3 separate regions of the Homo sapiens genome follow, and regions 1 and 2 are each linked to region 3. The links are chromatin loops, found by intact Hi-C in ENCODE. Cell type or tissue: sigmoid colon. All regions are shown on one strand. Links, peaks and the distances in the headings refer to the core of each region. The heading gives the core; the rest is flanking DNA. Region 1 overlaps CEP112 (centrosomal protein 112). Region 2 overlaps CEP112 (centrosomal protein 112). Region 3 has its middle 160 kb from the start of RGS9.

The links. A loop is a pair of places that touch in the nucleus more often than their neighbours do. Peaks named below come from ENCODE experiments on the same cell type or tissue, not always from the same donor. Only the 100,000 strongest peaks of a DNase experiment are listed, where the experiment ranks them.
Region 1: a loop joins it to region 3, with 2.5 times the contacts of the local background. A loop is called at or near these places in 18 of 110 quality-filtered maps.
Region 2: a loop joins it to region 3, with 8 times the contacts of the local background. A loop is called at or near these places in 74 of 110 quality-filtered maps.

The regions. Positions count from the first base shown.
Region 1 is chr17:65,979,102-65,990,118 of GRCh38, forward strand. All of the region lies in intron 17 of CEP112 (centrosomal protein 112), which reads right to left. Among named protein-coding and RNA genes, the nearest start is that of CEP112, 210 kb to the right of the region's middle. In sigmoid colon, for the core only: no CTCF peak of the experiment used is centred there; no DNase peak of the experiment used is centred there.
Region 2 is chr17:66,160,908-66,171,924 of GRCh38, forward strand. All of the region lies in intron 4 of CEP112 (centrosomal protein 112), which reads right to left. Among named protein-coding and RNA genes, the nearest start is that of CEP112, 26 kb to the right of the region's middle. In sigmoid colon, for the core only: a CTCF peak has its summit at 4,830 (motif pointing left); no DNase peak of the experiment used is centred there.
Region 3 is chr17:65,287,877-65,298,893 of GRCh38, forward strand. No RefSeq gene overlaps it. Among named protein-coding and RNA genes, the nearest start is that of RGS9, 160 kb to the left of the region's middle. In sigmoid colon, for the core only: a CTCF peak has its summit at 6,480 (motif pointing right); a DNase peak (open chromatin) is centred at 6,495; H3K27ac peaks cover 1,224 bases.

The DNA of each region.
Region 1 (11,017 bases), core at 2,890-7,889, 690 kb after region 3:
ATGGTTGCAGATGCTCAAGCAGAGAGGAGAAAAGAGAACAGCTGCTCCCCACCCCCACCATTGATACTTAAGAGAGCTATTTTTAAGAAGAAAATTATATTCAGAGGTTTTAGGCATTTTGTTTATTTTTAATTTTATTTATTTATTTATTTTTTGCTTTTTGAGACAAGGTCTCACTCTGTCACCCTGGGTGGAGTGCAGTGGCAATCAGTTCACTATAACCTCAAACTCCTGCAATCCTCCCACCTCAGCCTCCCAAGAAGCTGGGACTACAGGTCCACACCTCTACGCGGGTCTATTTTTATTAAAAAAATTTTTGGTAAAGATAGAGTCTCACTATGTTGCCCAGGCGTGTCTTGAACTCCTGGCCTCAAGCAATCCTCCCATCTCAGCTTCCCAAAGCTCTGAGATGACAGGTGTGAGGCCACTGTGTCTGGCCTTAGGCTCTTTCTAAATGGTAGGGATAACTTTTCTCAGTATCACACAAATTATTATATCAATACAAAACTGAATACCTTAAATGTGCCTACCAGAAAAGAATGTAAATTCTTGTTATTGCCTTCTAGTAATTTAGCTATTATTTTCAACTTAAAACATAACGATTCCAGTTACAAGAAAAGCAAACTATTATATTCCCAGTAAATTTAGAAAATTATTAAAATGAAACATCTTTAATATATAATAAACATATAGTCACATCATAGCCACAACCTGCAAAATGAATGAGTACCCAATATGGGTAAGATAAACCTTGCATGATGAATTGGAACATCCTCTGGTAAAAAATAGTTTGAAACTATTAATAATAGTTTCAAACGCTATCACCATTCTAAACTACACGATTTCGTCATAATAAAGCAAGCTAAGGAACAATTAACTTACCAAGTAAAGAACTTAAAATGTTTCTAATTATAATCACATAACACCCCATTAAAAAAGAAAAAGCCAAATCAAAGAATCAGACATCAAAAGGCCATTAGGTCTCTCGATACAGACCATTTCCAGACCTAGTTTACTCCACATAAAACTCCATTGGGGCGTTTTCATTTTTCACTAAGAATAGAGATATATGGTTCAAATTACTGTTTCTTCAAAGTCCCTCGACATTTGTGTATTCTACAACTAAAATGAATAAATTTTATATCAAGTAATAAAAAACTTGAGGATTCAGGCTTTAACAGTAACCAGTTTTAAAAGACCATTGTTAAAATTCATGACATCAAACTTCAGGGACTATGATTTAGGAAGGAATAAAGGAAATTCAATGAGGAAATAAACACAAGTTTTTGAAGGATAGAAATGTTTGACATTTATTTATCTATTGTTTATTATAATCTGACAAAATCTTTCTTCCAGAAAATTAGGTCTGTTTGCTGTACCTCTAACCTCATGCTTGGACATTAATATGGCATCAGACTCATGCCCTTGGAACATGTTATTCCTTCTGGTTGGAAAATTCTCTCTCCTCCACCAGTTTATTTTCTGTCCCTTCCTTCAAAACTTAGCTTATTGGCAAGAAATATTCAGGGAAGTAAGCTTTTCTCCAATGTCACTTTGATCATATACTCTGTTACCAATTCTTCAACCATTGACCATTTGGGGGAATTTAAGGTCTCCCTCAAAATGTACCACCAGGCTCTGCGCTTTCTGTTCCAGCTGGCTCATCTTCTCAGCTTTTTTTTCTTTTTTTGAGGGGGACAGAGTCTCACTCTGTCACCCAGGCTAGAGTGCAGTGGCACGATCTCCACTCACTGCAACCTCTGCCTCCCAGGTTCAAGTGATTCTCCTGCTTCAGCCTCCCAAGTAGCTGGGATTACAGGTGCCGGCCACCACACCCAGATAATTTTTATGTTTTTAGTAGTGACGCTTCTATTAAAGAAATGTCTTTAGTAGAACATGGAGAGGGGTTTCTCCATGTTGACCAGGCTGGTCTTGAACTCCTGACCTCAGGTGATCCACCCGTCTCAGCCTCCCAAAGTGCTGGGATTACAGGCGTGAGCCACCACGCCCGGCCATCTTCTTAGGTTTCTTCACATACACCCTTGCACTCTCCATCTCTACATATTAGTTCATGATCTTCTAACTTCCTGGGTAATTTTACTATATGGAAGAATAAATCTATAGGGTATACAAGCCACTGTGTTCAGGATATAACTTGGGAACACCATTAGGAAGAGATCTACTATTAAAATTAGTACCAGATTAACAGTTAACTTATGGAAATTTATTACTTATGAAACTTATTTTCTGAGTCTCTATGAAGAAACCAGCATATTCGATAGCTAATAGCCAACATATCTATGAGAAGTCACCAACATGGAAGATGTTTTTCCTATATTTCAGAGCACTATTTAATTTTGCTTTCTTCCTTTAAAATTTAACACACAGGCTTAAGTCCAAAGTGAACCTAATTGAGGTTGAAGAAGTATTGTTTCGGTATGGCTGATCTTTTCTCAGTCGTGGTTTTTGATTTTTTTGTTTGTTTGTTTTTGAAATGGAGTCTTGTTCTGTCACCCAGGCTGGAAGGCAGTGGCACAGTCTCAGCTCATTGCAGCCTCCACCACCCAGGTTCAAGTGATTCTCCTGCCTCAGCCTCCCAACTAGCTGGGATTACAGGCATGCGCCACCATGCCCAGCTAATTTTTGTATTTTTAGTAGAGACGGGGTTTCGCCATATTGTCCAGGCTGGTCTCGAACTCCTGACCTCAAGTGATCCATCTACCTTGGCCTTCAATCATGTTTTGGTTGTAAAACTTCATTTATCATTGTGATTGGCACTATTTTTTGGATTTGCAAATATATAAAAAAATTTAAAATAAATACATAAATGAGCTGCTACAGGAAAAGATGGCAATACTGACATAGTAAAAATGGCCAGCAAGTATAACAACCTAACGATTTATTGTAACTTTCTGGGTATAAGATAATGGTGTTTTTATTTACTATATATTTTTAAATATTTTTCTTTTTAATTTTTGTAGGTACATAATAGGTATATATATTTATGGAGTATATGGAATATTTTAATACAGGCCTAATATGTGTAATAATCACATCAGAGGAAATGGGGTATCCATCACCTCAAGCATTTATCCTTTGTGTTACAAACAACCCAATTATATGCTATTTTTTATGATAATAACTATACATGGATGGATATGGAAGGTAAAAATTCGTCAGAGTGCTTTTGGTACTGATTAGCAGAGAAAAATGTGCTTTATGATAGCTGGCATAAGACATACAGGCAAAATATCCCCGAAGTAGAGAAGGGCAACTTGCCCAACTTAACTGCTTATCCTAACTAGATAGAAACACCATTTAAGAACACACAATTCTCTTAGTTATAATTCTATGATTATCAGACAACATTTCAACTGATGGTTTGAATTCTTGAACAGACTAGCCCACTAGAAAAACATATTTTTATCAAGTGCCTGGAAACCCTTTAAATAATTTTCAATGGCTTTTCTCCTTTTGTGGGCGATAGCTGCAGTTCCAATTAGGGTAAAAGGGAAATGTGTGTGCCAACTGCCAGAGTATTATTTTGGAGACCAATACTGAAAGCCAAGTATACAAACAGTAAGCTGTCCCAGCAATTCCACTCCTGGGTATATACACAAATAATTGAAAATAGGTACTCAAGCGAGTAATTATACATAAATATTCATAGCAGCACTATTCACAATAGCCAAAAGGTAGCAACAACCCAAATGGCCATCAATAGTTGAGTAGGTAAACTAACTATGGTATATACACACAATGGAATATAATTCAGCCATCAAAAGGAATGAAGTGACAATATTTGCTGCACTGTAGATGAACCTAGAAAACATTACACTAAGTGAAAGTAGCTCCGGACACAAAAGGTCACATATTGTATGATTCCATTTCTATGACATATCCAGGAAAGATAAATCCCTAGAGACAGAAAGCAGAATGGTGGTTAGGAGGATCTGACAGAAGGCGGGGAATGGGAATCCACTGCCTAATAAGTATAGGATTTTATTTGTGATGATGAAAGTGATCTGGAACTAAATAGAGGTAGTCATTGCACAACAACGTGAATGTACTAAATGTCACTGAATTGCTTACTCTAAAATGTCAATTTTATGTTATGTAAATTTTACCTCAATTTAAAAATAAATGACTGTAGCTGTAACTGTGGAGCAGGAGTCCAAATTCAAATGCCTACAGGGGCCAACTAACAAAAATGAGGACAGTGAACCAAAGACCGCACGCCCGCCATGTAATTATATTCCTTTAATGTTGTTTAATTTTTGCCTTTTAGTCTTTTATATAGTTGGGATATGTGTCCCCTCCAAATATCATGTTGAAATGTGACCTTCCAATGTTGGAGGTAGAGCCTAGTGGGAGGTGTTGGCTTATGGGAGTGACTCCCTCATGAATGTCTTGGTGTCAGTCCCTTGGTGATGAGTGGGTTCTCACTCTATTGGTTCATGCCAGAGATAGTTGTTTAAAAGAGTGTGGCAACCCTTCCTCTCCCTCCTGCTCCGTCTCTTGCTCTGTGACATACCTACTCCCCCTCCACCTTCTAACCATGAGTAAAAGCTTCCTGAGGTCCTACAAGAAGCAGATGTTGGCACCAAGCTTCTTGTACAGTCTGTAGAACTATAAACCTCTTTTCTTTATAAATCACCCAGCTTCAGGTATTCCTTTATATCAATGCAAAATGAAATAAAGGAATCAGAGAAAATGGAGACTAACAGTCTTTTCTCCGCTTTTCCTGACCAGTCTAACAGAGACCTGTTTAATTTGTTCACTTATTTTATTAAATTGGTTTTGTTATCTCTCTACATTGTGTTTCTGATTTCACTGATCTCTGCTCTTAGTTTTACTATATTTTTCACACTTACTTTGTTGCTTTTTATCTAGTGTTTTGAGGTTAAGGCTTAGCTTATTTCAGTCTAGATACCAATTTAAGATACTCTACAACATTTGATGAGTAATGCTATCATTATCTTTCAGTTTTAAATATTTGACAATTTTATTGTGATTTTCTTTTTAACCATAACTTATTTAAAAATACAATTTTACATTTCCAAACCTAAATCCAAGGGTTTTTTTTAAACTGGCTGCTTATTATTGATTTCTAATTTGATTGCACAGAGAACATAAAATGTTGTCTCTATGACAGTGATACTTTAAAGGCAGTTGTGACTTCTAATATAACCAATCAGTTCCACTTGTTGCCTTGACAAGGCAGGGGTCAGTGGTGCCAGATCTCACATAGTTCAAAAGAAACTAGAAATCTAAAATTTATGTGAAATCTTCTGATTTTATAATGTTGGCAACTAATTGAAAATTTTCGAAACGTTGCACAGGCCAAACTAAATATATATGCAGATGACTCAACCTGCAGCCCAGGAATTTATAACATCTGCTGGAAAGCCTGAACCTGAACAGAAGACCGACAAAACAGACAAGAAAAAAAGCACAAAAGCAGCAAAGATAAGAGTAAGCTACAGGAGAATATTATGAAAGAAAGGAATGGCTTATATGACACAATCCTGGAACTCTGCCTAACACAAATTTTAAAGTAGAATTTTAAAATTGGAACATACATAAAAATATTAAAATATCATATATTAATAAGTGCCATAAAGAAAATTAAGCAAATAGCCCAAGGCCAAGATACACATTTGTATAGCATTGCTGTAAGGATGGCACAGAATGATAGTTACTGAAGCTATACTTTCGAACTGGATTGTCTCATGAAATAATCTAGAGTAAGACAAGAGTAGGATGAACATGCAAAAAAGACCAAGAGGGATGACGAAAACCAAAAGAATGTGTGCCACAGAAAATGAAGAAGAAAATGTCCTGAGGAAGAAAGACTGAACAAAATCCAGATTGGAGGTCACTGGTATCCCTAGGAGGAGAAGTTTTGGTAACATCAGGGAATAACCCAAACTGCATTGGCTTGAAGGTAGATGATGAGAAATCTGAGGCAATGAGTAAAATAACTCCTTAAAGAAACCTGAATATAAAAGCAAAGAAAGAGAGAGAAGCCGCAGTTGAAGGGGTTGGAGTGAGATTAAGAAAAAAGTTTTAAGATGGATACTTACTCATGTCTAAGTGTTGAAAGGACCAATGTAGTTAAGAGATACCAAGAGGGCCCTGAATTAGACTTCAAAATGGAGGAAGATGCAATAATTGTAAGAGGAAGCAAAGAACTGGTGGAAGGATTGGTACAAAGAAAACACCCTATAAATTAACAAAATACAAGAAGGCAAGAGTTTAAAAGAAGAACATTAATGAAACCAGAAACAATATTTTGGCCTGGAGTCACAAGAATAGAAGTAGTATCACTTTTACATCTAACTAGTGGTGGATGACAGGAGAGGTAGAGGAGGACCACTTGTCAGTCTAAAAGTGATGGCTAAGGTTTTACTATACACTCCATGAACAAATGGTGCCAGGAATAATTTTTTAAGGGATAAAAGCTTCAGAAGAAGTTGTCTATGGTCTACTATATTAATAAAGCATATATTCAATGGTGTGAAAAATCAAAGAACCGTTCATGACAACAGAGAAAATGATGATGTTTCTGGAGTAAAAGAAAAACCATTTGGGAGATCATGAGTCAGTCTTTGATTCACTTATTAATTTTGTAGAAAGCTAACCGTGTTCCACTGCTCAGGAGGTCATACAGCTCTGCATGCCTCACTCCATCCTCTTGAAGATGAGGCATAAGACCACAAAGCAAGCTGAGATCAAGGGCTTTTGTTTTTTTTTTTTTTAAGAAATCAAGTTTCAAAGTAATGGAAAGGTCAGTGTGCATTTAGAGTTTAGGCCTACAAACTAATCTGTGATTGAATCTACAGCAAATCACGATAATTTATTCCAAAAGTGATGATGCTGACTTATCCTAAACTTATCCATTATGCAACTGTAAAGAGAATTGAAGTAATAGATCACATTTCAAAAAGAATCCTATCAAAAAATCTCAGTAAGAATAGCTCTAGGTTTCATAGATAAAATGATATCTGGCTAACATCTCTCCAATAGTCTCCCCCAAGTGCTCACTAAAATACCTAGAAAGAGAAAGGGGGAAAAAAAATAAAACATCGCAAGAACAGTAATAACTCAGATAAACAGAAAACACAGTGAAAGAACCTGGGCAGAATCTCCAACAACTATAAAGTACATGGAAATAGACTAATTAAAAATATATCTATACAGATCTACCTGAAAGCAAATGTAAATTAGCTTCAGGAAACAGAACCTAAGAAAAATTATATAGGAAGACACATTCTACCTCCCTCAAGTCAAAGATTCTGTGTTGAAAAAAATCAAAATATTTACTATGTGTGATTCTTCTATGATAATGCTTTTTCCTTCCATGGTGGTACGTTTTTCTAACATCTACTAGTGTTTCACACACAATCATTCAGAGCCAGCAACTCCCAAAATGCATCGGATTAAAGTAAAGTACAAATGATGTTGGTGTACTATATGTAGGGAGCCATCATCTCCACAGCTAAAGGAATATACTTGGACACAAAAAGAGGGAAAACAATCTGAGTTCAAAACATACTGAGAACTATACGATTCATTATTTCATTCAAAAAATCAAAGACTTATAATATAAGTTATAAAAAGATATATCACTAGTAAAGCAGAGTTTCTACAGGTAAAATAATCCTAGAAACTGGGAACTTCACTGGCAGCTGACCAATGTTTTTATCCACCTGAAAATCTTCAAGAGAATATGACCATTATACAAGTTGACATGGAGAAGACACAAGACAATCCATACCCAAAATACACAGTAGACTAATATCAGAAAGTCCCTAGAAAAGTGTACAAACAGTGAGAGCTCAACAAGTGTTTGTTAAATAAACGAAACACCAAGACTTTACAAAATCTCCCTTATTCATTATTGAGTAATGAGAAAAAAATACCAGTTGGAGACTAAAAGCTATTGTAGAACCAGGGGAAAAGAACAACATCCTATAAACACAGAATAAAAATATACCATCAAAATAATCTAATATCCAGAAGAAAATATCAGAAAAGTATGAGGAATCGTAAAGAAGACCGTCTCTATGAAATACAAGGTAAAATCTTAAGAATTAGCTAAGACAAAAAGAGAACAGAATAATATTTAAAAGGGGATATGATTAAGATGAAAAATAGAAAAGAAGCAAAAATGCAGAGCACAATAAAAATTCATAATGGAAGTGGCAAAGAGCAAAAATGCAAATCAGTGATGTTGTAAACCATCCCATATACTCAGAGGACAAAAACAACACATGAAAATATGAGAAAGAAACTAGAAATATGAAAGAATGATAAAAGAGCTACAAAAGTGAAAATGGAAAATAAATGCTAAAAAAAGGAAAACAATATTAGAAATAAACTAAGCTTAAACTTTTTAAGGGAAAATTTAAAATGTTGATGTCTTACTGTATCCTAGCACAAACAGAAAAAAAGAGAATTACATCTGATTCAGATTTCTGGTTTCAAAATGGCGGCATAGAAGCTGGCTTCACTCTCCCACACAGAAAACCAAAAACAAACAGACAGCACTGAGATTATCACCAGCAATATCACAGAACTCAAATATGAGAATGAGGCAGTTCCCAGGACCACAGGGAAGTAAAAAACAACTCTGAGCAGAGAGTAGGAGAACCACACTTCCATGTATACAATGTCCCTCCCCTCCAATCTGCCCAGGCATACAGAAAATTTCCCCTCGACCCAGAGTTTCCACACTAGAAAAAGATCAAGGTGGACAACCAGCTTCTCCAACATATTGGGTTCCCTGGCAGAGGACCTGTCTCTGCCTTAAGCCACAGGAAACATTGTGAGTTCCTGAAGGGAGAAATATTCCTGAGGATAGCCAGAGACAAAGGGAGAGGTGAGTCTATCATTCTCAGTCCTGGAAACTCTGTTCTGTAACTTGGCCAAAAAAGACACCAAATCAGAGTGACTGTTCAACAGCCCAGGTCCCCTAGGCACAAACTCCTAACCCGCCTTCCCACACTACTAGGATATCCCATTTAGGACTTTCCATATTCAGGACAGGTGGCACTCTGATTGTTTACTAGAACCAAGCAAAACCTGGGCTTAAGGTGCCATCTAGTGACAAAAAGGAGGCAGTGATCTAGCGAGATAAGAAAGAAAGAAATCAACAAATCAATTATAATGAATCACTAAAGCAAACATATCCAATAAAAAACAAAACAAGTCAGGCAAGGAAAACTGAATAAATAACTAATCCTTCAATGCAAAGACACAGATGAACATCCTCAAGAAACAACAGCAAACAACGAACCATGAACTCCTCAAAGAGACAGAGCAAGGAACCAGCAACTGACTAGTATGAAATGATATGTGAACTCTCTGACCAAGAATTCAATATAGCATTTTTAAGAAAACTCAGTGATCTCCAACATAACACAGAAAAGCAATTCATAAATTATCAGAGAAATCTAACAAAGAAATTAAAATAATTGTTAAAAGATCAAACAAATCTTAGAGTTGAAAAATACATTTGCTGAACTGAAAAATTCATTTGAGACTCTCAATAGCAGAATGGTTCAAGCATTGAAAGAACCTGTGAGCTTGACAACTGGCTACTTGAAAACACACATTGAGAGGAGAAAAAAGAAAAAAGAATGAGAAAAAAAGATCTCCTACAAGATACAGAAAATTATCTTAGAAGACAAAATCTAAGAATTATTGGTGTCCAAGAGGGAGTTGAGAAACAGTGAGAGGTAGAAAGCTTATTCACAGAAATAATAAAAGAAAACTTTCCAAAACTTAAGAAAGAGATAAATGTCCAGGTACAAGAAGGTAAGAAAGCACCAAACAGGGCCAGACGTGGTGGCTCACGCCTGTAATCCCAGCACTTTGGGACGCTGAGGCGGGCAGATCACCAGGTCAGGAGATCGAGACCACCCTGGCTGACACATGGTGAAACCCTGTCTCTACTAAAAATACAAAAAAATTAAAAAAAAAGCCAGGTGTGGTGGTGGGCACCTGTAGTCCCAGCTACTTGGGAGGCTGAGGCAGAAGAATGGCATGAACCCAGGAGTCAGAGCTTGCAGTGAACCAAGATTGCACCATTGCACTGCAGCCTGGGAGACAGAGTGAGACTCCATCTCAAAAAAAAAAAAAAAAAGAAAGAAAGAAAAAAGAAAACACCAAACAGATTTGACCCAAATAAGACTATCCCAAGGCCTATAAACATTGGGCACTCAAAGGCCAAGACAAAGAGAGAATCCTAAAAGGAGCAAGAGAAAAGAAGCAAATAATTTAAAGAAGCTCCAATTCATTTGGCAACAGACCTCTCAGGGAAAACCATACAGCCCAGGAGGGAGCAGGATGACAGTTTCAAAGTTCAGAAAGAAAAAAAAAACTGTCATACAAAAATGCTATATACAGCAAAACTATCCTTCAAATATGAAGGGGAAATAAAGTCTTTCCCTGACAAACAAAAGCTGAGAGAATTCACCAACACCAGAACCATCTTACAACAAATGCTAAACAGAGTTTTTCCATTAGAAAGAAAAAAATACTAACGGGCAAAAAGAAAACATTTGAAGGTAAGAAACCCACTGGTAAAATTAAGTATATGAACAAACCCAGAATAGTCTAATACTGTTAACTGTGCTGTGCAATTCACTCATAACTCTAGTATGAAGCCAAAAAGACAAACCTATAAAAAACAATACTACCTACAGGAACCTGTTAAGAGACGGGCAATATAAAGATGTGTAATTGAGACAACATAAAGTCTAAATGTGGAGAGATAAAGTATGTAAGTTTTTTCATTTTTTGTTTTTTCCTATACTTTGAGATCTAAGATAAATTTTCATCTCTTTAAAATAACTTGTTATCGCTATAAAATGCTTTTTGTGAGCCTCATAGTAACCACAATGCAAAAACCTATAATAGATTTACTAAAAATAAAAAGCAATTAATTAAAACATACCACCAAAGAAAATCATGTAACCATAAAGGAAGAAAGGGAAAGAGAAGTTACCAA
Region 2 (11,017 bases), core at 2,485-7,484, 870 kb after region 3:
CAGAATGGGAGAAAATGTTTGCAATCTATCCATCTGACACAAGACTAATATCCAGAATCCACAAGGAACTTAAAGAAATTTACAAGAAAAAAAAAACATCAAAAAGTGGGCAAAGGATATGAATAGACACTTCTCAAAAGAAGGTATTTATGCCACCAACAAACATACGAAAAAAAGCTCATCATCACTGGTTATTAGAGAAATGCAAATCAAAACCACAATGAGATACCATCTCACACCAGTTAGAATGGCAATCACTAAAAAGTCAAGAAACAACAGATGCTGGAGAGGATGTGAAGAAATAGGAATGCTTTTACACTGTTGGTGGGAGTGTAAATTAGTTCAACCATTGCAGAAGACAGTGTGGAAATTCCTCAAGGATCTAGAACCAGAAATACCATTTGACCTAGTAATCTCATTACTGGGTATATACCCAAAGGATATAAATCATTCTACTATAAAGATACATGCACACGTATGTTTATTTCTGCACTGTTCACAATAGCAAAGAATTGGAACCAACCCAAATGCCCATCAATAATAGACCGGATAAAGAAAATGTGGCACATATACACCATGGAATACTATGCAGCCATAAAAAAAAGGATGAGTTCATGTCCTTTGCAGGGACACGGATGAAGCTGGAAACCATCATTCTTAGCAAACTAACACAAGAACAGAAAACCAAACACCGCATGTTCTCACTCATAAGTGGGAGTTGAACATGAGAACACATGGACACAGGGAGGGGAACATCACACACCGGGTCTGTCAGGGGATTGGGGGCTAGGGGAGGGATAGCACTAGGAGAAATACATAATGTAGATTATGGGTTGATGGGTGCAGCAAACCACCGTGGCATGTGTATACCTATGTAACAAACCTGCACATTCTACACATGTATCCCAGAACTTAAAGTATATTAAAAAAAAGAATAAAAAAACTCTGCACGAATTTAAAAATAAGTAAATACATATCACATTACACTGTAAAAAAAAAACTTAAAGTATAATTTTCTTAAAAATCAGATGCAGAACTGTGAGTCAATAAATTCTGTTCATTATAAATTACCCAATCTCAGGTATTCTCTTACGGCAGCACGAAATGGACCAAGACACAAGTGAAAGTGAAAATGCAAGCCACAGAGTGAAAAAAGATATTTGCAATACATATATTCAACACAGAATTAGTATCCAGAATATACAAAGACAAATCGACAGTGAAAAGACAGACAAACCATTTTTTCCATACTTAAAAAAGATCAAAGACTCAACCAGAAACTTCACATAAGAGGATATCCAAATCATCGATAAACATTAAAAAAGATCTTGATATCATTAGTCATGAAGGAAAATGCAAATTCAAACTATACATCTGCCATACCAGAATTGCTAAAATTATTAAAAACTTACAAACCGAGTTTCAGCAAGGATGGAGAGCCATGGGAACTTTCAATCTTGCTAGTGGAAATGTAAACTGGTACAGCCACTTTGAGAAATTTTATCAGCAGTGCCTACTATGATTACACTTCTAAGTCAACACTCAAAAAAATGTGTATACTTGTGTACTAAGAGACATGTAAAAGAGTATTCACAGTAGAATCACTTGTAATGTCAAAAACCAAAAGTCCAACCATGGTACAATGGATATATAAATTGTGATATATTCATACAATAATTTTAAAAATCCATTGCTAAATGCAACAACATGGATCAATCTCACAACATAATGTTGAGCAAAAGAAGACAGAAACAAAAGGGAACACGCTTTATGAATCAAAAACAATGAAAACGAATCTATGGTAACATAATACAGAATAGTGGTTCCTTCTTCAAGAGGTGATAAATGACTGGGAGAGAGCAAGAAAGAGTTTCTGGGGAGGTAGCTATATTCTCTATCTTGACCTGGAAAGAGATTTCACAGATATATACATTTTGTAAAACTTCATCAAGCTTTACACTTTGATGTGTCTTGTTGTATGTGTGTTGTATTTTGATTTTAACATTTTACCAAAAGACAAAGAATGAACTATAGCTATATTTATTAACATGGATAAATCTGAAAAATATGATGAGTTAAAGGAGCAAGTCTCAAAATAATATATACAGTATGATTCCACTTACATGAAATTCAAAATAGAGAGGTAAATAACTGATTAACACAAAATACAGGACAGTAATTTCCTCTCAAGCAAAGGGAAGAGGCAATCGGAGAAGGGTACCCAGCGGTCTTCTGGAGAACTGTAATATACTATTTATTGGCTAGGTTGAAAGTATAGAAATGCTTATCTTCTAGTGGCTCTTTAAAGTGTACCTATGCACTGTACATGTTTTTTGCATGCATGCTATGTTTCACAGCTGTAAAATATTTTAAGAGTAATACAACTACTGAATTACAAATTATCAGAAAACCAAAATGAGAACTTCTGATTTTCTGTCTTTTCATTTATCTGAGCAGCAGGTAATATTGTTATATACCATCTGCAGAACAGTCTTCTTTGGGTATATTACTAAATATACTTATGAAACATAAAAATAAATAACAATTAATAATCCAGTAAAGTATCAAATAATGCTGAAAATTAAAAAATGAAAATAACTTCCAAAAATCCACAACATACTTATTTTAATTTTTCAAAAAGAACTTTATTAGAAAGAAAAAGAAAACTAAATGAAAAAAAATGAGATGCTTAACAAAACTAGAAAAAGGTGAGCACAGATCCATAAACACTTTAAGACTTCGTATTTCCAACTACTTACTTTAAAATGGCACACTTGATTTTAAAACTTAAAAATAAAAACAAATTTAAAAATCGTACATTTAAATCATTGTTTATTAATATATCTCTGACTTAGAACACTCAATATTTAAATTTCATTAAAATTAAATGTTAAAATATAAGCTGTTATCCATTTTTGTTTATTAAAAAGGACAACCCAAACTGTTCAATATTACCTGACAAACAGAAACTTGTGAAATTAAAAGATGTCATTACAAAGCCTCACTCATTAAAAGAAAGAAAAAGAGAAATGTGACTAAATTGTCAGAAAGCTGACTTACTGGGGGAGAAAAAAGCCTAAATGGCCCAAGGACCATTATTTTCAAAGCTGCTCCATCCCAGTTACAAATAGTTGCCACTTGGCCTCATCTTAGTAAATACCTAAGAGTGACATTTAATTAGCACATTAATGTTGAAAATTAATGAGTAGCTAAGAGGTTTTATATGTGTGAAATGTTGTATTTTATTGTGTACTCTAACAAGCAGTTTTCACTTCTCATTTATGTAGCAGTCCTATTTCTAGAGTACAAGGTTAAGTGTCTATCAGCAAGTGTCCATTGTATAAAAGATTGTCAAATTAGTCAGATTTGGCCAGGCACAGTGGCTCACGCCTGTAATCCCAGCACTTTGGGAGGCCAAGGCGGGAGGACCATTTGAGGTCAAGAGTTGGAGCCCACCCTGGCCAACATAGCAAGACCCCGTCTCTACCAAAAATACAAAAATTAGCCAGGCGTGGTGGCGGGCACCTGTAATCCCAGCTACTCGGGAGGCTGGGGCAGGAGAATCACTGAACCCAGGAGGCAGAGGTTGCAGTGAGGGGAGATCGCGCCACTGCACTCCAGCCTGGGCGACAGTGCGAAACTCTATCTCAAAAAAAAAAAAAAAAAAATGGCCAGCATGGTAGCTCATGCCTGTAATCCCAGCACTTTGGGAGGCCGAGGCATATGGATCACAACGTCAGGCATTCAAGACCAGCCTGGCCAAGATGGTAAAGCCCCGTCTCTACTAAAAATACAAAAATTAGTTGGGCGTGGTGGCAGGCGCCCGTAATCCCAGCTATTCAGGAGGCTGAGGCAGAGAATTGCTTGAACACAGAAGGCAGAGGTTGTGGTGAGCCGAGATCGTGCCATTGCACTCCAGCCTGGGCAACAAAGTGAAACTCCATCTCAAAAAAAATATATATATATATACACACATATATGTGTGTGTGTGTGTGTGTGTGTGTGTGTGTGTGTATATTTATTTATAAACAGTTTCTTTTTTGTTAGTAGGAGCTCCTCTGACAGCAGAAATTGACCAAGAGCAACTAGATGTTGATCATGGGTGATCATCACCAAAAAAGGGAGCTGCCCGTGAAATGCAAGTAAGCACAGAAGAAAGGTCTCCCATGTGGCAGAGCCAGTTTCTATGCACCAGCACCCAAGCCCTAGTCCCCATTCCTACCCCACATCCCCACCGAGACAGAGAACAGGCCACCAGCTCTCCATCTGGTCAGTCAGGTTTTGCAATGGCCAAGCAGAAGATTCGGATCTGGTACTGTTCTGCCCAACACAGTAGCCCCTAATCACATGTGGCTATTTAAGTTAATTAAAATTAGAAATTCAGTTTTTCAATCACACCAGCCACATTTCAAGTGTTCAATAGTCACGTTTACTGGTGGCGACTGTATTGGACAGTGCCGCCTATAGAACATTACCATCAGAAAGTTCTATTGAACAGTACTGCTGTAGAACACATATCTGCCCAAACATCAGGGTTATTCACAAATAAAATGAATGTACTTTTGGCAGGTAATATTTAAGAAGGTTTTACTAAGAAGGAAAGGTATTGATTGGCTCCTTGCTAAATTATCCAACAATTTCAGGAGGAGCAATTTATAATGTTATATAGTATCATTTACATATAAAAGTGGAGTTTAACAAAGTAAAAAGATTCTTTTGCATGCCCAGACTAAAAAATTAAATCAATATTTTTAAAGTGAAAAATGTTTGCTCACATAGATTAACTTCTTCAACCACAAGTGGGTTTTCATTATACTTGATCACCATCTGCTGGCCATGTTATTAAACTGCACACACAAATGAAATGCTAGCTATATTGGGGTAAGACATACAGAATCCCAGCTTTTTGCCACAATGCATTCCTGGAAAACCATATCATAAAGAGGATCATTATAAAGCAAGTCACATTTTCCATAAGGGCAGGACCATAATTAGAATCTTCATTCCAAACTAAAATCTAGCATCAAATAACCCATGGCAAAATCTCATTAAAGCAAAGATGTAAAAACTATAGTCCTCTATAATTATTTAAAATAGGATAATTATTCTCCAAGTTCTTTCTTACAGGTATGAACACATGTATTATTTAGATGACCCAACATGAGTTAAAAGATAAATATAATTTATATAAAATTAGCCTAAATCTGATATGGTAAAAATAGTAGGTAGTTAATAATAATTATTTGCACTCTCCTAGAAATCCTAAGCAATCTGGTGTAGGCTCCTAATAAAATGGCACCTAATTAAATGCCTTCTTTTTCATCAATAAATTCCTCTCAAATAAGCAGAAGCAACGTGTTTCTTCCATTGTAAAGCAGTGTTTAAAGGTCAGGGTTTATTTAACATTACTCCTCTTCACCCTACCCTAACTTTTAATCAAAGTTTTCAGTAAAAATAATAAGTGCTATTAAATCATTTTTTTACATCTTTCCCTATCCCAGAACCTCACTGCACTTTGGTGATAAGCTACCAGACCACGTATACTTCACTGAAAAGACATAAAATTACTACAAGCCATTAACAAGAAGCTTCAAAACATTTTTCACAGAATTGTAAAGCAAGAATACAACCTATTACTTTTGTGTTCTTTGAGATAAAGCATGAAGAATATATAGATGATGTGAACTAAAATCAAAATATTAGTTACCAGCCGAGCACGGTGGCTCACACCTGTAATCCCAGCACTTTGGGAGGCCGAGGGAGGGGGATCACCTGAGGTCAGGAGTTCGAGACCAGCCTGGCCAGCACGATGAAACCTCGTGTCTACTAAAAATAAAAATAAAAAAATTAGCCAGGCGTGGTGGCACACGCCTGTAATCCCAGCTACTCAGGAGGCTGAGGCAGAAGAATCGCTTGAACCCGGGAGGCAGAGGTTGCAGTGAGCCGAGATCGTGCCACTGCACTCCAGCCTGGGTGACAGAGCAAGACTCCATCTCAAAAAAAAAAAAAAAAAAACACACAGTTACTTAGGCAGCTTCAAATATATGGCGTGAAAAAATGTAAACAATGAGGCCAGCCACTGTGTGTTCCTTCTATCCTTGAAAAAGAGGCCTATTACATTGTTTAAAGATTCCTATAAAGCCTCTTTTAAAATAGAATTACCATTCTTTATTTTGATATTGTGCAGGATTCATACTTACAATCATAACCTTTCTGCAGAGTCATAATTTATTTTTCTCAGGGAATACAAAATGACTTTTAGTAACTGAAAATAATTAATGACCAACAGACTTTAAGATAATACCCTTTGGGAGGATTAGTAATTAGGGAAGCAAAAGCATGGTCAAACAATCTAACAAGCAAGGCCCTGATGAACTATTACAATAATGATCACCATACCAGTGATGATGGTGGTAGCCGCAGCTAACACTTAACAGGCCCTCTGTCAAGGGCTCTACACGTCTTATTTCACTTTGTCCTTACAACTCCATTTGCAAATGGAGATAGTGGTAGTACTAACCCCGAAGTTAGTACTACCACTATCTCCATTTACGAGTGATGAAACTGGGGTTTAGAGAAATTAAGTAACTTGCCTGAGGACAGATGGTTGCCAAGTGTCAGAAGTGGAATGTGAACAAAGGCAAACTGCTTTCTTTCAGCTCAACCTAGAAATAACCAAAAACAAAGGTATAGCTGCCCAGGATTGCTGACGCAGCACAAGTGGAAAAAAACAGATAAAACTGAAATTTCCATATTTGCTGCATAAAGTACTTATGCCTATATGATACACTAGAAAGAACATGGGTGTGAAATCATAAGGCCCTGCATTCCAATATTGGATCCATCACTGGAAAAGTCACTGGACTTTCCTGAAGCTGTTATCTTGTCTATAAATACAAAAGGGCAATGATGTCAGCCTCACTGGACTATAGAGAGGATTCAATCTGATGACTTGGAAAAGATTTCTAGAACAGTACCTAGCATGCAGTAGGAGATCCATAAATGGTATGACTTGCCTCACTTGGCCTCTGCTTTCACAAATTAGAAATACAAGTGGAATCCACAAACATTTATTTACTAGAAAATTTTTTATTTTTATGTTTAAATGTATATATATCTGTTATACAAATTTATTAATTTGCAATGTGTATGCACAAACATTTTAACAAGATGATATTTCAGAAGGCAACTGAACAGTATCTATCAAAATAAGAGTGTGATTATTAGAAATACCATAGACACATTTTTTTTACAAGAACGTTTTTAAATGTACACTCCAAACTAGTCCAAATCCCTAAAGCTAACCACCTTTAACAGTTTCATGTGTGGTACCCAGAAAGATTCCCTGCACACGAACACATATGTATCCACAGAGCCTCTAAAACACATATACACAAACACAAACGGAAGCTTCCTATACTTTATGTACTTCTTTTTAACTTTATCCTATTAGATCTTGCCATAATAACCTATATATATGTGTGTGTATATATATGTGTATATGTGTGTGTGTGTGTATATATATGTATATATATGTGTGTGTATATATGTATATGTGTGTGTATATATGTATATATGTGTGTGTGTATATATATGTATATATGTGTGTGTATATATATGTATATATGTGTGTGTGTGTGTATATATATATATATTTTTAACCATTGCACAAGATGTTGAACCAACTAATAACTCCACCAACAAAGCAATTTCTCACCTAGGAGTCCATAATAGCCCAAAACAGATGCAGGCATATAATAATCCTTCTTGATATTCTAACTGATAATTTGGCATCTTGAAATCATGGACCAAACTAACAGCCAAAGTTGTCCACATCCTTACCATTCCTGTCTTTTTGTGGGCACTTGGAAATTATATTACAAACCCTCCAACTACAAACCCCAACATCGGTATTTCACTTTCTGTCCAATAGGGAACATCCCACCACTATATAAAAAGGCTCTCACCCATGCTTCTCCTTGCTACTTCTGCCTCCTGACCAACCCTTGTGCTTCTCCACATGGCCTGCATGGTGTGGCATGCCTCCCTCCTCTTGGAAACTGTGAGAAATAAACTCTTCTTTCAAAGGCAACTTGTCTCTATGTCTGTCATCGTATAATGTCTGATTAAAACAAACCCTGGGTGCATTTTTAAATAAGGTGCCTGATGATGGATTACTAGGATGTAAACTCAGGCATTCTTTATAACAATAAAAAATTAAAAGCAGAAGAGACAGATTAAATTATAGTATATCCACATTATGGATTATCTGTAATTTAGAAGTCCACATGATACAGGTTTAAGACATAGCTGAGTAAAAAAAAGAGCAAGTCTCAGAACAGTATGTACATTATGAGCCAATTTTTAATTTCTTCTTTTTTTTTTTTTTTTTTTGAGACAGAGTCTCACTCTGTCACCCAGGCTGGAATGCAGTGGTGCAATCTCAGCTCACTACATCCTCTGGCTCCTGGGTTCAAGCGATTCTCCTGCCTCGGCCTCCCGAGTAGCTGGGACTACAGGCACCCACCACCATGCCCAGCTAATTTTTTTGTATTTTTAGTAGAGACGGGGTTTCACCATATTGGCCAAGCTGGTATCGAACTCCTGACCTTGTGATCCGCCCGCCCTGGCCTCCCAAAGAGCTGGGATTACAGGCATAAGCCACCGCACCCGGCCTGTAATTTCTTAATTATATAGGTGTGGATGTCTATTGTAAAATGATATGCACAAAATTGTTAATGGTGATTACCACTCCAAAGTGGGATAAAGAGGACACAGAAGGATTGTGACTTTTTACTCTAAATATTTCTATATTGAGGTTTTTATAAACATGTATTATATATATAGATTGCATACTTTTCCAAAATGAGGATAAAGACTGTACTAGTCATCTATTGCTTTATAACAAATTATTACAAATTTAACAGCTTTAAACAACACACATAAATGTTCTCATGTTTCTGCAGGTCAGAAGTCCAGGCACAGCTGAACTGGGTCTTCTGTTTAGGGCCACAAAAGGCTGCAATCATGATTGGACCAGACCTGGGTTCTCATCTAGAGGCTCAACTAGGGAAGGATTCACTTCCCGACTTGTGTGGATGTCAGCAGCATTCCGTTCCTTATGGCTATCTGATTCATGTATGATTTGTGGCAGCTGCATTTTCCAAAACCAGCAAACGGAATGACAGCAAGTCTACTGGCAAGATGAAGTAATGTAATCCTGGGAATAATATCCCATTACCATTGCCATAATCTATTGGTTAGAAGCAAGTCACAGGACCTGCCCACACTCAAGGGGAGGGGATTATATAAGGGTATGAACACCAGAAGGAGGATCATGAAGACCACCAACAAGACAATTAAGGTCTTTATCAGACCTCCATGGTAAGTATCTGAAGGCTGATCAGAAAGATAATATATATTGATATAGCTCATGATTGTAGATCTAAATGAAATTAACCAAACTATACATGCATGAGATCTAAGTCTATGGTCTCCTTAGTAACATTTTCTAAAGTCATGCTCCAAACTCAAATATAACTAAAATATTTCATTGTCAAGAAAATAGGCAGATAGGCCAGGCATGGTGGCTCATGCCTGTAATCCCAGCACTTTGAGAGGCCAAGGTGGGCATATCACTTAAGGTCAGGAATTCGAGACCAGCCTGGCCAACATGGTGAAACCATGTCTCTACCAAACACAAAAATTAGCCAGGCATGGTGGTACGCACCTGTAATCCCAGCTACTCTGGAGGCTGAGGCAGAAGAATCGCTTGAACCTGGGAGGCAGAGGTTGCAGTGAGCCAAGACTGTGCCACTGTACTCTAGCCTGGGTGACAGAGTAAGACTCTATCTCAAAAAGAAAAAAAAAAGAAAAAGAAAATAGGCAGATATTTGACATAAAAATGCAGTAACAGATATATAATAGCAATGCAATGTGGAACAGTAGTTTTTCTTATAGAAAATATGGGCAATAAGATTATCTTAAACCAAGAAATATGAAAAATGAAAGCAAAGAAGAGAACCAGGACAGGACTACTAGCTAAGTGTTGAAGCTGTTTGGTGTGAAATGCTAAGTACACTAGTATATAATGTATACTTGGTGGAAAAAATAAAGCGTGAGAATAAGCCAGATGGAGTATGACCTCACCATACTTCTAACAAGTTTGGAACAAGACTATATACCATATCCTACAGGAAGAATAAAAGTAAAGGAAAGGTGCCATCTCTACTGAATAGAGAGTCCTAACAAAAAGGCTTCAAAAGGACTCTGCATCTTTAATAATATAAAAAGGCTAGGACACAAACAGCATCATCTAAAATGCCATTAGAAATACTTCACATACAAAAAGGTCTAAGTAAAGCAGGATTTTATAAAGTGATCAAAAAAGAAACACTAAGGGGGAAAAATCTTTTAAGATTAAAGAGGTTTTTCAAAGGACAAGTTGAAGTGGCTGTAAAATTTATGAGGCAGCATTAAACTTCAGTTCTAAGTAACAATAAATTATTCACCATAAAAACATACATGTGTCAAATATTATAAGCCTCTTAAACTTTTTAAAACAATTTCTTGCAGAACTGATTAGATATATTAAGTCAAGATTAGCAGATACTAACTTTTTCATTAGCATACTATGATCACTCAGAGTAAAGGAGGAAATTTAGAAAAGAAATAAGACAGAACCATCAATAGTCGATTCACCACCAAATGTGATCTGATGTCACACATGATACATATTTCACCTTAAGATTAGTTTCCTTGGCTTTAGCTAAAGTAAATGTTAGTTTTATTTTTAAATGTCTTCATGTATGTAAAAACTACAAATATCTGTTAACTAATGTAAATCAAATTAAAATTGTAAAAATAATCAAGTTAAAACTATTAAATTAAAAGAAACATAAGATACCCTGAGATATTTTGTTTTGGCAGCCCTAATTGACCTTAGTGATTCTGACATTTGACAGAGGATATTTTAAGCATGTCCTTTCCAGCTCCTTCATTGTCATTCCTCACAGTG
Region 3 (11,017 bases), core at 4,017-9,016:
AGTGGCTTTCAAAGCTCTTGGAGACCACGCTGGCTTCCTCTCCAGCCTCATTTTTGCTGCTTCTGCTCTCAAGAGGTGCTCCAGCCTCACTGACCCCCTTCTTTGGTCCCACTTTCTCTTTCTTCTTCCAGGCCTTTGTGCCAGCTATCCCCCCATGTACTGGGTGGAATAGTGTCCCCCCAGAATTCATGTCCTTCCCAGAAAACTCAGAATGTGACCTCATTTGGAAATAGGGTCCTTGCAGACATAATTGGCTAAGATGAGATCCTGCTGGAGAAGGGTAGGCCCTTGAACCAATATGACCAGTGTCCTTATAAGAAGAGACACATGGGGAGGAGAAGGCCATGTGAAGATGGAGGCAGAGATTGGAGTGATGCAGCCACAAGCCAAGGAATGCCAAGGGTTGTCCACAATCATGAGAGCTTAGGGCGAAGCAAGGTGGTCTCCTTTCCTGAAGCCTTCAAAGAGAGACGGCCACTGCCAAAACCTTGATTTCAGATTTCTAACCTCCAGACCTGAGAAAGAAAAACTTTTTGTTGCTGGAAGCCAGCTAGTTTGTGATCCTTTGTTATGGCAGTCCTAGAAAACTCATAGGAAACTAAGACACTAATCCCACAGCCCCAGCATGGACATGCCCTTGCCACCGCCCTATCCTGTATCCACCCTGCCTTCACTCTAGCGCCTACATTCTACTGATCTCCCAGCCTCACCACATCAGACATCACCTCCTGACCTCTCCAAACCAGGTCAGATTCTCCCAAAACATATCGTGTCTCCCATCCTCGCCACATCAGACATCACCTCCTGACCTCCCCAGACTAGGTCGGATTCCCCAGAAATACATCACCTTTTTTCTTATTGAAGCAATGCTCTGTTTGCTTGCCATCCGTCCCTCTCACTCCCATCCCCAGCTGTAAGTTCCTGGAAGGTGAGGGGTCAGGAGTATGGCCCTCTGAGCCATTCCAGGCAGATCTAAGCATATTTTTCAGGGCACCTACTAAGAGATTTCCTCTGAATAGTTCCATGGTTGTAGTAGACATGAACATGAACCCGTGTGTCTGCTCAGATTCCCTTCACTATCCTTTTCTTCCTCCCTCTAGGCTGGTGTCCCACCTTGCTGGGACACTCTTTCTCTTTTAGACTTCAATGGAAGCTCATACCTTCAGATATAGAATTTGGAGTGGCTACAAAGGAACCAGATGACACAACCAGATGGAGTCAGTTTCTTGTGGAGGGAAATTTGACCAATGGGACCTGGGAAGGAGCTGGACACATATATTTTCCCTCTTTCTTTAGTGGGGAAACTCTGGAGTGCTTTGCCTCCTCGTAGACATTCGGGAGAAATCCTGTAGGCTCAGCCAGCATACCTGCTGAGCAGCCTCGTTGTAAAGACGGCACTGTGATACTGCTTCCCATTTCAGTTTGCTCTCTTTTCCCTTTCTTCACCTCGCTGCTCTGGGCTTGTATCTTGCAAATAAAGTGCCAGGCTTTCATCTCTTTTTTTTTTTCAGGCTTTGCTTTCTAGAGGGCCCAGTCCAAAACAGTGGTCAAATAAGATTAGGAATCATCCAGCACTTTGGGAGGCCGAGGCAGGCGGATCAAGAGGTCAGGAGATCAAGATCCTGGCTAACATGGTGAAACTCCGTCTCTACCAAAAATACAAAAAAAATTACCTGGGCGTGGTGGCGGTCGCCTGTAGTCCCAGCTACTTGGGAGGCTGAGGCAGGAGAATGGCATGAACCCGGGAGGCAGAGCTTGCAGCAAGCCGAGATTGCACCACTGCACTCCGGCCTGGGCGACAGAGCAAGACTCCTTCTCAAAAAAGAAAAGAAAAGAAAAAAAAAGATTAGGAATCGTACATACTTTACCCTGCTCCTCACCTAGAGGGCAGGTTGCAATGCCCATAAGCACGTCAAAGGCCCTGAGAAGTTCTGCGGTGGAAAAAAAACCCAAACACCTGTTTAACTTATAAGGTAATGTTTACTGGACACTTACTCAATGACAAACAGGATTCTAAGAACTTTACATGTATTAATTTGTTAACATTCCTACTACAACCCTCTGAGCTAGGAATTATTATCCCATTTCACAAATAGGGAAACTGAGGCATGGAGCTGTTAAGTAACTTGTCTAAGGTAATACAGTTAACAAGTAGAAAAGCCTGGGTTCTAATCCAGGAAGGCTGGCTCCAGAGTGAGTGCTCATAATCACCATGCTATATACATACTTTGCTTCATCTCTTATTTTTTGATGATGGATTGTTTTTAATTGGATTCACCTGTTAACATCAACTGAACTGGTTCTACTGAAAAGTTTGCTGTTTACAGTAGGAGTTTATCTTGATTTCCTGCACAGATGTCATGCAACCAGCAATGATCTTTCTGCCCTTATCTGCACAGAGGCCTAGCCCAACCCCCTGATTAGCGCATAACTTTGCACTACAATAAACACTCTGAGGAAGGGAAGGAAGGAACAAAGGAAGGAAAGGTTGTCCTTATAAAAAGACCAGGGCCCCTGTCTTAAAAGAAGAAACCCTGGGTAGAAATTCAGTAGCATTTTCAATTTCTGGTTAAGGCCCAGCCCTCAAGTTGACAGTGAAAGCCTTCTTCTAGTACATGCACGGCCATCAGTTGCTCTACTTCTTTGTGGCTTCTAAACATGGGCATTGCCAAGAAGAAAACTAGGAAGGTCTGCTGTGATGATGAGGCATGATCCCCTGGTTTCTGGGAGTGAAGCTGCCAGGTACAGTTGCATAGGTTGTATACCGCACAACTGTAGCGGGTACTGTTCACATCGTTTTCATTGAACACTTGCCCTGCATGGGAACTACACTGTGTGGCAATTGCAATGCTGAGGTTTGGGTGGGGTGGAGTGAGAGTAATTGCAGGACTAAAATCATTACAAACACAATCTGTCTTATCAGGGTGTAGTCCGTGCCATATCACAAAGCACCAGGAAGTTCTGACACTGGCGCCTGGAAACTTGCCCTGTCTGAGGCGAGACCTGGGTTCCAGTGGGAGTGTCTGAGTGGCATCTCCCTGACCACACGGCATGGGGCACTCGCTTCCTCTAGCATTATGTGGAGCTCTGACTTGCCTCTATGGACATTTGGGGCCAGATCATCCTTTGTTGTAGGGGTCTGTCCTGTGCATTGTAGGATGTTCAGCAGCATCCCTGCTCCCTACCCCCAAGATGCCAGTAGCACCCCTCATCCCAAGTTGTGCAACCAAAACTGTCCCTAAACATTGCCAAATGTCCTTGAGAGGAGCCAAATCACCTGGGTTTGAGAAACAACACTGTAGAGGTTAGCTCAGTGTTCTCTCATACAGTCACCACTAGCCACATGTGACTTTTTTTTTTTTTTTTTTTGAGACAGAGTCTCACTCTGTCCTCCAGGTTGGAATGCAGTGGTGAGATCTCGGCTCACTGCAACCACCATCTCCCAGGTTTAAGCGATTCTCCTGCCTCAGCCTCCTGAATAGCTGGGATTACAGGTGCCCACCACCATGCCTGGTTAATTTTTGTATTTTCAATAGAGACAGGGTTTCACCATGTTTCACCATGTTGGCCAGGCTGGTCTCGAGCTCCTGACTTCGGCTGATCCGCCCATCTCCCAAAGTGCTGGGATTACAGGCATGAACCACCACTCCCGGCCCACATGCAACTTTGGAGCACTTGAAACGTGTCTGGTCCAAACTGAGATGTACTCTAAGTGTAAATTATACACCAGATTTCAAAGAGTTAGTGCACAAAAATGTAAAAGATCTCAATAATAATCTTTAAACATTGATTACACGTCAAAAAGAATATTCAGGATACATTGTGCTAATTAAAATATGTTACTTCAACTGTTTCTTTTTAAAACTTTTTAAAATGTGGCTCCAAGAAGGCTAAATATTACATGCATTCCTTGCATTAGATCTCTACTGGGCAGTGCTGATTTAGCTCTCCTCCACTTGTATTAGTCCTTTAGGCAACATTGTGAAGTCAGTTTCCTGGGGCTGCCTCTCTCTTACCCTAGCCTTTCCCCTCCCCAATTCCTAGAGAAACTTCTGCTGCATCTTGGCACTCTAAGTTGAGATTTTTTCATTTTATTTACTTATTTATTTTTTTGAGACAGTGTTTCACTCTTGTCACCCAGGCTGGAGTGCAGTGGCACAATCTTGGCTCACTACAACCTCCGCCTCCCAGGTTCAAGCAATTCTCCTGCCTCAGCCTCCCGAGTAGCTGGAATTACAGGCGTGTACCAACAAGCCTGGCTACTTTTCATATTTTTACTAGAGACGGGGTTTCGCCGTGTTGGTGAGGCTGGTCTGGAACTCCTGATCTCAAGTGATTCAACCATCTGGGTCTCCCAAAGTGTTGGGATTGCAGGCGTGAGCCACTGTGCCCAGCCCCTAAATTGAGATTTTTACTGATCATCCTCAGATGATCTTTAAAAAGATGGTCTTTGGAAAGATGGTCTTTGAAATTTCACCCCATCAAAAGCACTAAGGAGGAAGGATTCAATCAGCCTGCTCCTCCACACTAACTGGTCACACCCCTGTCCCATGGGCATCTGCATTTTGTGCCACCCGGTCACGCGGTCCTGTTGTTTTTGCCACCCTGGTACCGCTCCATCAGTTTCTCAACCACTGTTCCTGACTCTCATCTTTTCTGCAAACTACCAGACGCATTGCTCTAATCCTATTCACCCCTCTTTAACAATTTTCGATGGCTCTCTCGTGACACCCGGAGGAGGAAGCCCTGACTCATTCGCTGGAGCTTCAAAGCCCATTGCAAACTGGCCACAATCCCCCTTCAGGAGGCCATCATCATCACGGGCTTTACTTCCTGTTCCAACCAAATGGGTACACTTCCTTGCACTGTTCGCCTCTTCCTCACTTGGCATCCTGCCCTCCTTATTTCTGCCCATCAAAACCTATTTACCTGTTAGGACCCTTTTAAATCCCTCTTCTTCCCAGAAGCCTTCAGGGTTTCCATGGTGACCTTTCTTATCTTTAGGACATGTCGGCACCAATTAATTGGGAACGTTCATCCAATTGTCTTGAGGACACTCTGGTATCAAACTGATCTTAATAGACTGTATCACTCCTTAGCTTTGCATCTTTGTTCAGTTAATTTTTTTAAAGAGATAAGGTCTCAATCTGTTGCCCAGGCTGGAGCGCAGTGGAGTGATCAGGGTGCACTGTTGTTGAATTCCTGGGCTCAAGCAATCCTCCCTCCTTAGCCTTCCAAGTAGCGGGGACTGTAGGTGTGAGCAACCATGCCCAGCTATTTTAAAAATGTTTCTGTAGAGATGGGGTCTCACTGTGTTGTCCAGGCCGGCCTCAAACTCCTGGGCTCAAGTGATCCTCCCATTTCAGCCTCTCAAAGCTCTGGGATTGCAGGCCTGAGCCACCATGCCTGGCTAATGTTTTTCATTTCTTTAGCTCTTCTTCACTCTTCAAATGTCTGAAAGACTTCTGTGTGTTTTAGATCTTCTGTAAACACTGCTTATTAAGTTTGTAAAGTACTTGCCTTATGTGAATATACTCACTGGAATAACTAGAGAGCGTATTTTAAAGTGAGGGATCATCCTCCCACATTGGAGAGAGATGGTGATCTATTTAAGCTTCTTGCTATTCCCTAAAACCTCCACACTGTACATGCCACATCTGTGGATTCAGAAATATTTCTTAGTTAGTTTAATGGGGAATGCGGCCCCCATTCAGAAGAACAAATCCAATGGGAGTTGGTTCTGGTAGAGACAGCTGTCCACCACAACTATGCATGGCCGGGCCCAGCCCAAATGTCCTTCCCTCCGCTGATAGGGGTCTTGCTGGCCATGGTGGCCCCCAGTCTTTGGCAGCACATCTGAGGAACAATCTCCTTTGCTGTCTTTTAGGTTAGTGATTTCCTACGAAGCGGCTGTCCCCTCTTCTGCATCCAACTTGTCGCTCATTATTTGAACCGGCAAATGATGGCAATTAACCAGAATGGGGGCCTCATTTCTCTGCATCAAGTGGTGCCAGCCTTGGATGAGGAGTTGTAAACCTGATTCAAAGGGAGGGAGGAGAGACAGCGTGCCCAGGAGGGTGGGCCTTCCAGAATCACACGCCCCACATCAAATAACAAATCAACCTGCCCTAAGCGGTTATTTCTCTCTATTTGCATTACAGAAAAGCCACCCTCCGTTTATTTGGCTGTGAATGGCCCTGCCTCCAGCCTTCCTGGCAACTTTGCCAAGCTGGGATCAGCCTCGTGCAGGGGGCTGGTGCTTTGCCGTCAAAATTACCCCTTCCCTTTTGCTTCTGTGTTCAGGGCAGGACAGGAGGAAGACGAAGGTCCTCCCAGGCCTTTTTTAGGGACCCGTCCAGCTTGGCCTAAAAGCAGCGAAGAACCCACAGGAAACTCTACCAAATGGTTCTGCTCACCAGGCTCTCGGTGGAATGGGGGCCCTGAGCCACGTTCCTGGGTTTCCAGGGGCCTGTGCTCAGAGCAGCCAGTAGGTGTCTCCATCACACACTATTCGAGGACTCGCACCAGAGCAGACGTAGATAAGGCCTTCAGCTCTTACCCAGGTTGCTCAGGGAGGCTCTGGGGGTTCCTCAGGCACTGTCTTCTTGGGAGGAAGCAGGAGAGGGCATTTTAGGGATTGGGAGAGGAGCGAAGACTAGGCAGGCAGGACCAAGTGTGAAGGGATGGAGGGAAGGGCAAGTGCAGGTTTGCACAGTGGAAGAGGAGCTGGAAGGTGGAGCAATTCCCGCTGGGGAAAGGTGGGGAGAAGTGGGGAGGGAGGAAAAGGCTGAGGGCAGGCAGGATTTACAGAGGAGTTCAGTACACAGCCCCTGGAGGAAGGGCTGGGGCTGGGTTTGCACTGAAGTTCTAGCTCTTACTGGCTGTGGGGCTTTAGGAAAGTGATTCAACCTCTCTGCTGCCACTCACTCATCTATAATTGAAGACCCTACTACCACATAGAGGTGTTGGGCTATTTAAGTGAGAGTCCACATGAATAGTGCCTGCCGCCTAGTAAGCACTCAGTACATCTGAGTTATTTCTTATTAATTCGACAAGATGTTCAGGAGAAGCTGGTGCAAACTTGCGTGGCTCCTGCCCCACTTGCCCGCTCCTCACCCCCCCTTAAAGAAGCAAGAGGAGGCTGGGTGCGGTGGCTCATGCCTGTAATCCCAGCACTTTGGGAGGCTGAAGCGGGCACATCACTTGAGGTCAGGAGTTCAAGACTAGCCTGGCCAACATGGTGAAAGCCCGTCTCTACTAAAAATACAAAAATTAGCTGGGCTTGGTGGCAGGCACCTGTAATCCCAGCTACTCAGGAGGCTGAGGCAGGAAAACCTCTTGAACCTGGGAAGCGGAGGTTGCAGTGAGCCGAGTTCATGCCACTTCACTCCAGCCTGGGAAACAGAGCGAGACTCTGTCTCAGAAAAAAAAAAAAAAAAAAAAAGCAGCAGCTGGAAAACTTGGAAGCCAGATCTATTCAAACCAGCAGGACCTGTGGTGATGTTACTCAAGGGGTCCCTAAGGGACTGGCACAAGTCAGGGTGGAGCTATTATTTTAGTGGCATCATAGATGACAAGGGGATCCCCAATGATGGAAAGCAGCAAATGACTGCTCAGCTTTGAAGAAGGAAATGAGAGCAGACCAGCCTGTTAGCCAATGGCCAGCAGGCTTAGCCTTCTTTGAGAAGATGCTAGAATTGAACACCAACTATCTAAGGGACACAGGGGTGATGTAGCTTAGGGACAAAGAGCAGGAGCTCTGCTATAGTAAAGGCCTCAGCTCTTTGTCCCTAAGCTAAATAAATACTAAGGCTATAACTGGTTATGTGGCTGTAGGGCAAGTGACTTCAACCACTACAGTGCCTACTACCCCCCATGAGGGTGTTGTAAGGATCCAATGAGTTAGTATGTGTGAAGGGCTAAATAAATGAGGACTATTACTGTGAGACAGGAGGGAATAACCAAATGATGTTGTAAAGACCACACTGTCCCAGCCAAATCATTTACATTCATTTTTGCTTAAGGAGAAAACGTGGAAGGTTGGGGCTACAAGGGGAATCTGATCACTTTGCTGAACCAAAACCCAGAAAAAAGAAAATTATCAAGGTCATAAGCTCATTAAGAGCGAAGGAGGGACCGGGTCTCCTGAGTTTAAATACTTTAAGAAATTACTATTACTCTTCATCCTGATGTCAAGATATAATCTATGACAGTATTTCCCCAAATGTTTCTTAAAGGAATAGTCATAGGTTCTTCTAGAAACAGGATCTTATGGATTATTACATTTGGGGAATGCTGAATTAGAAAAAAATTTACATAGATTTTTTTAAATTGTAGGACTTCTCAGAGCCTTTTTTTAAATTTTTTTATTTTATTTTATTTTTTTTAGAGGAGTCTTGCTCTGTTGCCCAGGTTGGAGTACAGTGACACGATCTCGGCTCACTGCAACCTCCATCTCCCAAGTCAAGTGATCTCTGGCTCATTTTTGTATTTTTAGTAGAGACAGGGTTTTACCATGTTGGCCAGGCTGGTCTCGAACTCTTGACCTCAAGTGATCTGCCCACCTCGGACTCCCAAAGTGCTAGGGTTACAGGCGTGAGCCACCACACTCGGCCTTCTCAGAGTCTTTAATATGTCTAAACACATTGTGACTTTAAAAATTAATAGATTTTTAAGTTGCAGGACTTCTCAGAGCATTTAATATGTCTACACACATTGTGACTTTCCTAGACACCAGTATAGGGAAAAGCATTTCTCAAAGGAATAAACCATGCTACTCTTGTTTTCCTGGAATATCTCATGGAGCTAGTATTCATGGAATATAGTTGGGATTACCAATACAATTGTTCCTCAGTATCCATAGGGAATAGGTTCCAGGTCTTCCCATGGATACTAAAATATGTGGATGCTCAAGTCACTTATATAAAATGATGTAGTATTTGCATGTAACCTACACACATTCTCCCATATACTTTAAATCATCTCTAGCGGCACGATCTCGGCTCACTGCAACCTTCGCCTCCAGGGTTTAAGAGATTCTCCTGCCTCAGCCTCCTGAGTAGCTGGGATTACAGACGTGCGCCACCACACCTGACTAATTTTTATATTTTTAGTGGAGATGGGGTTTTACCATGTTGGTCAGGCTGGTGTCAAACTCCTGACCTCGTGATCTGCCTGCCTCGGCCTCCCAAAGTACTAGGATTACAGGCGTGAGCCACTGCACCTGGTGTATTATTTTAAAAAATTGTTTTATTATTGTATTGTTATTTTGAATTTTTAAAAGACATTTTCAGTCTGTGGTTGGTTGAATCTAAGGATGCAGAACCTTAAGAATCAATCTAAAAGTTCTTATTACATATAAGAACTTTTGATTTCAGAATGTCTTTATGGCAGTCAAGTGTGAATAACTAGCTCTGGGATCATGCTATATTATCAGGTCTGCAAATAAGCATGTCACAGTACAATCTATGCCACTTAATCTATACTGATGAATGTATATATTTAACAAGAAGGATCCATACCAAATGACAGCATTAGTGTCTTCGTGGTAGGATTACAAATTGTTTTTGTTTCCTTCTTATGCTTATCTGTACTTTGTGAATGTTCTACAATGAACATATGTGTCTAGAGCCCAAAAGAAAGCTGGGTCTTTATTGCATAATCAGTGATGAGGCATCTACTTGAAAGAAAGCCACTCCTCTGGGGATTAACTGTTGGGACCTATCTTACTAATGACTTAACAACAAAAGGATGGGGCTGTGTTCATCAGATATTCACATGATACTAAATGTGGTGGGGTGGCTCACGCTCAGAGAGCCAAGAATAAAATTCAAAACAACCATGACAAATTGAAAACATGGCCCTACAAAAACAAGATGAAATTCAATAGTGCAATTATAAGGTGATATATTTAGGGCTAAAAACAGCCACCATATGTTTAGAATGAAGGCAGGACCAGCTTCCAGTTGGTCAGCAACTACCAGGTGAACCCCTACCAGGTAACCGACCTCGAGATAAGGCTTGGTGCCAGGCATAGGTTTAGGAAAAAAAGACCTGGTAAGGATCAAAGTCCATGGACCAGGGACACATGAGCAAGATCGTCCCCAGGATCCCATTGTCTGAATACAGAATCCTAACAAAGTGGTCTGGCATGAGCTACAACTTCTGGTTTGCATAATGGAAGGATCTCTGAAATCAGAACAACCTTCCCATTCCAGGACTGCCATCGTGTGACCTCACCACATCAGGATGTCATCTGCCCCCTGCCAGGCTAGGGGAACACTTTGGTGTCACGTCCATGTGTTAGAGGCACTCTGGAGTCCGCAGTGGGAAGCAGAAAAGTTAGAAGTTCTGTGACATTTTACTGTTTTATGGGGACAATCAAATAGAATATTTGAAATCTGAGCCATCTCTGAAGAACTCGTTTTGGAAAATCCAGGGCATCTGGTCGCAGTCAACAGAGCGCCTTGCCTTCTTCAAAGCTCCCTGGATTCCGCACACATAAAAGGCCCATGACATGCTGTGGCCCCCAAGTCATCCCCCTTCTCAAGTCTCACATCAGTCAGCCCCTTATTAGACTGCTGAGTCGAGTCTGTGTCACTCCCTCCTAAAAGGGCTTGGAGAGGCTGGAGGATGTCCAGGCAGGAGACACAAAAATGATCAAAGAGCTGGAAACTGGGCCCTGTAAAGAAAGGTTAAAGGAATTGGAAGTGGTTTGCCTGGAAAAAGCGAGGGAGAGTCTGAAGCACCCAAATTCAGAGATGAACCACACAAACCTCACGTTAGCCTCGGTTTTCCTGCCACTTGCAGCTTTCATTTGCAGGGTCAAATGGAAGCAATAACCAATCGTTCACTTTGATCGTGAACTTATGATGCTCCCAGCTTTCTCAGTACTTGGCGTGGTTATCTCATTTCATTGTCATGACCGTCCTATGACTGTCCCTGCCTTTCAGATGAAGAAGCGGAGGCCCAGAAGAGAAGTTATGTAACTAGCTTGAGTTCATTCCACTAGGGAGTG